Regions from separate parts of the Homo sapiens genome. Here region 1 is linked to region 2. A link is a loop called in an ENCODE intact Hi-C map of the cell type or tissue named here. Cell type or tissue: GM12878. All regions are shown on one strand. Each heading gives the region's core, and the rest is flanking DNA. Links, peaks and the distances in the headings are about the cores only. Region 1 overlaps MEIKIN (meiotic kinetochore factor). Region 2 overlaps RAPGEF6 (Rap guanine nucleotide exchange factor 6).

Region 1 (2,920 bases), core at 287-2,786, 220 kb after region 2:
TACCTGACATATTCTTTACATGAGGTGGCATAACCCAATTTACCATCAATGACGCTAACCAGTCAGCATATTTTAGGCTTTTTGCAATTTGATAAAAACCAAAGAACAGGCTGGGTGCGGTGGCTCACGCCTGTAATCCCAGCACTTTGGGAGGCTGAGGCAGGTGGATCACGAGGTCAGGAGATCAAGACATTCCTGGACAACAGATGAAACCCTGTCTCTACTAAAAATACAAAAATTAGCTGGGCGTGGTGGTACGTGCCTGTAATCCCAGCTACTCGGGAGGCTGAGGCAGGAGAATCGCCTGAACCAGGGAGTCGGAGGTTGCAGTGAGCTGCCACTGCACTCCAGCCTGGCAACAGAGTGAGACTCTGTCTCAAAAAACAAGCAAACAAACGAACAAAAAAAAAAAAACAAACAAAACCAAAGAACAGTTTTCAAAAGGGAGATGAAGAAAGCTAAACTTGAGAAATTAACCTAACCTATAGAAACAAATAATTATTGCATAATGAGTGATTATTATATGTCACACTCTTTACAAAGATTATCTCTAGTCCTCACAACAATTCTTTGAGGTAAGAACTACTATTTTACCAATTTTACAGATAGGAGGCTAAAATTCAGAAAGTTTAAGGAATGTGCTTATGTAACAGTTAGGATTTGAACTTAGGGATGTCCTATTCTTAAGTGATTTGTACTACCATCTTTCGGATACTCGAATAAATATGTTTCCACTTCATTTGTCATATATCTGTGTGATACTTCTGCCTGCTATTATTATCTAGAAAATCAAATTTCTCACTAAAGATAACATATGCATCCAGTTAAAGGCCGTGATTCTACAGTACTAGACTGAGATATGAATTCATAACACATAATTTATCGTCTCTTCTGGAGCTCAAAATAGAATAAAAAAAAATCTTAAAATTTACTATAAGGATAGCTGCAGGTTTTGTCTGATTAGCCAAAAGGTATTATTAGACTTCTCTAACACCTCAAAGTTAAAAGTGTCCTCTCTTGGGTTCCTACAGTGTCTTGTTCTAGTTCTGATTCTACAAGTAATAAGCTCTGTGCATTTGGGCAAGTCACTTAACCTGGCCAGGTCATTTTTGTTATATGTAAGATGAGTAAAATAGACTAATGAAATGGTTCTCAAATGTTTGTGCTTACTGGAATCACTTTCAAAATGCAGGTTCCTGTGCCATCTCTAGAGACTGAAGTTTACCAGGTCTGTAGTTATTCTGGTGAGGTAGTCAGAAGGACCATGCATTGAGAAAGCTTAGACTAGATGTTTTCTACAGCCTCCTTTATCTGGCTGTCACTATTCCAACGACTTACCCACACCACCTCCTCTATCACATCTCTTTGGTTCACTTTCACCATTGTTTTTTATTTAATCAGCATAGTGCCAGTTATTAATGAACAAAAATCATACTGATCACAGTCCTAGACTGAAATTCAAAAGTGAATTTCACCCTGTAGTCCTGATTAGATTACTGCCAAAATAGCTAAAACTTTAAATGCCAGGACTAAAAATAGGCTGCTGCATGTTTAAAATAACATGATCACTAGTTAGCTTGGTGCTTTGCTATTTTTACTAAAGGAAAGAGAGAAGTGGCCAGAGGTTGAAAGGGAAACAGGAGGCAGCTGTTACGGTGAGAGCCTAGAAAGAGGCCAGGAGATGGCACCGTTAGTTCATTAGTTCAACATTAATGGGGAGGGGAATTAAGGGCAGTTATCTCTGTAAATTAAACTAAAAAACTTCAGTCTGAACACTCAAAAGAACCTCCCAGACACACTTTGGTTTTGATTTGTTGCATACTTAAGTCCAGAATTTTAACAATATCTAACGTCAGAAACTAATATGACAGGCCAAAAAGATCAAATTAAGAGTGTTGCTAGTGTTATTTGTAAACTTTTTCTTTTCTTTTTTTTTTTTTTAATTTTTTATTTTTGAGACGGAGTCTCACTCTGTCATCCAGGCTGGTATGCAGTGGTGCAATCTCGGCTCACTGCAACCTCTGCCTCCTGGCACCTGCAACCATGCCCAGCTAATTTTTGTATTTTTAGTAGAGACAGGGTTTCGCCATGTTGGCTAGGCTGTTCTCGAACTCCTGACCTCAGGTAATCCGCCCACCTCGGCCTCCCAACGTGCTGGGATTACAGGCATGAGCCATCATGCCTAGCCAACTTCTTCTTTTTTTTTTTGAGATGCAGTCTCACTCTCGCCCAGGCTGGAGTGCAGTGGCACGATCTCGGCTCACTGCCAGCTCTGCCTCCCGGGTTCATGCCATCCTCCTGCCTCAGCCTCCTGAATAGCTGGGCCTACAGGTGCCCATCACCACGCCCAGCTAATTTTTTGTAGTTTTAGTAGAGATGGGGTTTCACCGTGTTAGCCAGGATGGTCTCGATCTCCTGACCCGCCTGGGCCTCCCAAAGTGCTCGGATTACAGGCCTAAGCCACTGCGCCCAGCCCGGCCAACTTCTTCTTAAAGTATAACAAATACACAGAAATGTACACATATGTACAGCTTGATAGGTTTTCACAAACACAACATACCTGTGTAAACAGCACTGACATAAGGAAACACAACATTATCGGCACCCTAGAATTCCCCCTTGTAATCCCTTCCAAGTAATGCCCCCACTCCAACAAGGGCATCCACTATCGTGATTTCCATTATAGTTTAGTTTTGCCAAGTTTTATACTGTATGTAGATAATATTAAATATACTCTACTGGGTCTGGCACCCTTTGTTAAACGCATCATTATGTTTGTAATTTTGTATATAACATGTAATATGTAACAGTTGCATATAACTTTATATTGTTGATTTTCACTGCTATATAGCACTTGAATGAATGAATATACCATAGTTGATCCATTTTACTTAATGGGCATTTGGATAGTTTCCAGCTT
Region 2 (2,920 bases), core at 126-2,625:
GGCTCACACTGTAATCCCAGCACTTTGGGAGGCCAACGCAGGTGGATCACTTGAGGTCAAGAGGTCGAGACCAGCCTGGCCAACATGGTGAAACCTCATCTCTACTAAGAATACAAAAATTAGCCAGGTGTGGTGGTGCACACCTACAGTCCTAGCTACTTGGGATGCTGAAGCAGAGGGATCACTTGAACCTGGGAGGCAGAGGTTGAGGTGAGCCGAGACTGAGCCACCGCACTCCAGCCTTGGCAACAGAGTGAGACTCCGTCTTAAAAAACAACAACAACAACAACAAAAACAATAAAGATTAATGGAAAACAGCCAGGCGAGGTGGCTCACACCTGTAATCCTAGCACTCTGGGAGGCCAAGGGAGGCAGATCACTTGAGGTCAAGAGTTTGAGACCAGCCTGGCCAACATGGTACCCTGTCTCCACAAAAAGTATAAAAATTAGCCGGGCATGGTGGTGCATGCCTGTAATCCCAGCTACTTGGGAGACTGAGACAGGAGAATTGCCAGAACCCGGGAGGCAGAGATTGCAGTGTACTGGGATCACATCACTGCATTCCAACCTGGGTGACAGAGTGAGACTCTGTCTTAAAAAAAAAAAGGTTAATGAAAAACTACAGCAACTAAGAAAAAGGCAGGATAGTTGAAGACACATCAAAATTAAAGTTTTGTTCCAATCACAAAGTAAAGGACACAGAACAGCTGAAGTTTTAGTTAAGGCAAGAAATACTGAATGGGTAGTGAAAGACAGAGATATGAACTATAGCCTTGTGTCCCATTATAGAAACAAAGACTGTAGTAAGTAGCTTTTTGCATTTTCTCTTTGCTTACTATATATATAGTATAAGATATTGAAGGTAAACTTTATAAGGTAGTCTTTAGTTAACAGAATATTCAGAGGCACTATGACAGATTACATACAAATATAGCTAGCAATGATTGTTGTTGTGTGTCTCCTTATTTGGGGGAGAGGGTAAGAACTCCATTTGTATAAAGGATAGTTTTGTCTTGTTACGTAGACACAGATTGTTGAATGGAATTTCAAGTGTGTTTAGAAGCATTCATAAGGAAGCTGAGCAGCCAGGGGAGTGGACTGTGACAGTTATTTACTGCCTCTCCAAACATACTGGCTCTCAGCTTCAAATCTACCCTTTATTGCCATACTTTGTGATAAGGATGAGAATTGTGTAAATGTTCTCCTTTGCTAGCTGAAAATGTTACAGTTTTGTCAGCAGAGGGTGCTAGAGTAACACTGCAGTAAGAAAGTCTTTCCTCTGCAATTGGAGGGCTTCTGTTTCCTGTCCCCAGCTTCAGGGGCCATCTGCATCCTGGTAAGGGGGGTCTCCTAAGTGCCACTCCTGGTCAGCAGTTCCCTTCCCCTTCCTGCCAGCCTTGACCAGACAACTGTGGACCAGCTCTGTCCCAGAGCAACCCAGTGAATGTCTCTGCTATTTATTGGGCTGCAACTAACATTCTTCAACCAAGTCTCAACTCTAGTCGTGAGGAAGGGGTCTGTCTCCCTTTCAAGTTTGTTTTGTCTTTGGGAACTCGCCCTCAGCTGTAGGGTATTCTGCTTTATCCTTCTTAGTAGCTAATCCCTTGAACTAGTTTAATTTTAAAATTAAACTTTACCTGCTCAGGCCAGGTACAGTGGCTCATGTCTGTAATCACAGCACTGTAATGCCCAAGGCGGGCAGATCACTTGAGGTCAGGAGCCTGAGACCAGTCTAGCCAACATGGTGAAACCCTGTCTTTACTAAAAATACAAAAATTAGCTGGGTGTGGTGGCACACACCTGTAATCCCAGCTATTCGGAAGGCTAAGGCAGAATTGCTTGAACCCAGAAGGCGCAGGTTGCAGTGAGCCAAGATCATGCCACTGCCCTCCAGCCTGGGCAACAGCGACTCTGTCTCAAATTTAAAAAATCATAATAATAAAAAAATCAAACTTCACTTGTTCCAATTACGGTATGGTTTCTGTATTCTGACTGAAGAAGCCAAAAATTACTTGATGCTTAATATATGCTAAGCATTATTCCAGGTAGTTTATTTGTTATAGTAACTCACAAATCCTAAAAATGAACCTACAATAGCCTATTATAAATCTTTCACACAAAAGATAAATTCCCTAATCAGTATTATTCTTTAGAATAAAGATTAAACTTCCATAATCATGTTTCCTGTGAAGTTTATGATTACATTAATGCATACCATGATTTTTCTAAAATCTCAAACATTCTGATTATTTACTTAAAAAGATAAACTTCATTGTCTTGATCACAAACTAGTAGTGAATTATTGCAGTTGATTAAGGGCTATTAAAAGTCCTCATAACAAAGATCTTGACCATTCAGAACAGCAGGAGTGTTCAACAGAAAAATACTAATAATCTTAAAATATAACCATAGGCAATATCAATCCAGCATATTCAGTTCTCAGGGACTAACAATACAAATTCATTAATGTGAGTTTCACAAATACAGGGAAAAGGAACAATGGCCAAAAAGCTCAAAAAAAGCCAAGAACTACTATATATTTATAAATACAGTCAACTATATGTGTTATTCAACTGGTCAATTAGCACATTTCATTTAACCAAAGGCCAATGATGTAAAGTTTCAGGAGTCAAGGCATGACTTCTAAAATGATATTTAAATTGAGATGTCCCATATCCTGATATTTATGTTAAATAGTTATGCCACTAAATTAACTACAATTGGAAGTCTTACTTTAAAAGCCTAGAAATTTCTTCTCAACATTTTGGGAAAAAAGTCACAAAAAATTACATTTTTATGTCACTAAAGCATACGTTGAGGCCCTAAAATCTTAATAATTACTAACAGAATTCCACAACTGACCTTCTTTCTACCACCCTTCTCTTTTACCTAATAGTTAAAATAATTAACAATTACTTCT

The links. A loop is a pair of places that touch in the nucleus more often than their neighbours do. Peaks named below come from ENCODE experiments on the same cell type or tissue, not always from the same donor. Only the 100,000 strongest peaks of a DNase experiment are listed, where the experiment ranks them.
Region 1: it touches region 2 in a loop (2.8-fold over the local background); 19 of 110 quality-filtered maps call a loop at or near these places.

The regions. Positions count from the first base shown.
Region 1 is chr5:131,809,419-131,812,338 of GRCh38, forward strand. All of the region lies in intron 12 of MEIKIN (meiotic kinetochore factor), which reads right to left. Among named protein-coding and RNA genes, the nearest start is that of FNIP1, 14 kb to the left of the region's middle. In GM12878, for the core only: a CTCF peak has its summit at 1,678 (motif pointing right); no DNase peak of the experiment used is centred there.
Region 2 is chr5:131,588,475-131,591,394 of GRCh38, forward strand. The region is part of intron 4 of RAPGEF6 (Rap guanine nucleotide exchange factor 6); the gene reads right to left. Among named protein-coding and RNA genes, the nearest start is that of RAPGEF6, 45 kb to the right of the region's middle. In GM12878, for the core only: a CTCF peak has its summit at 1,240 (motif pointing right); a DNase peak (open chromatin) is centred at 1,207.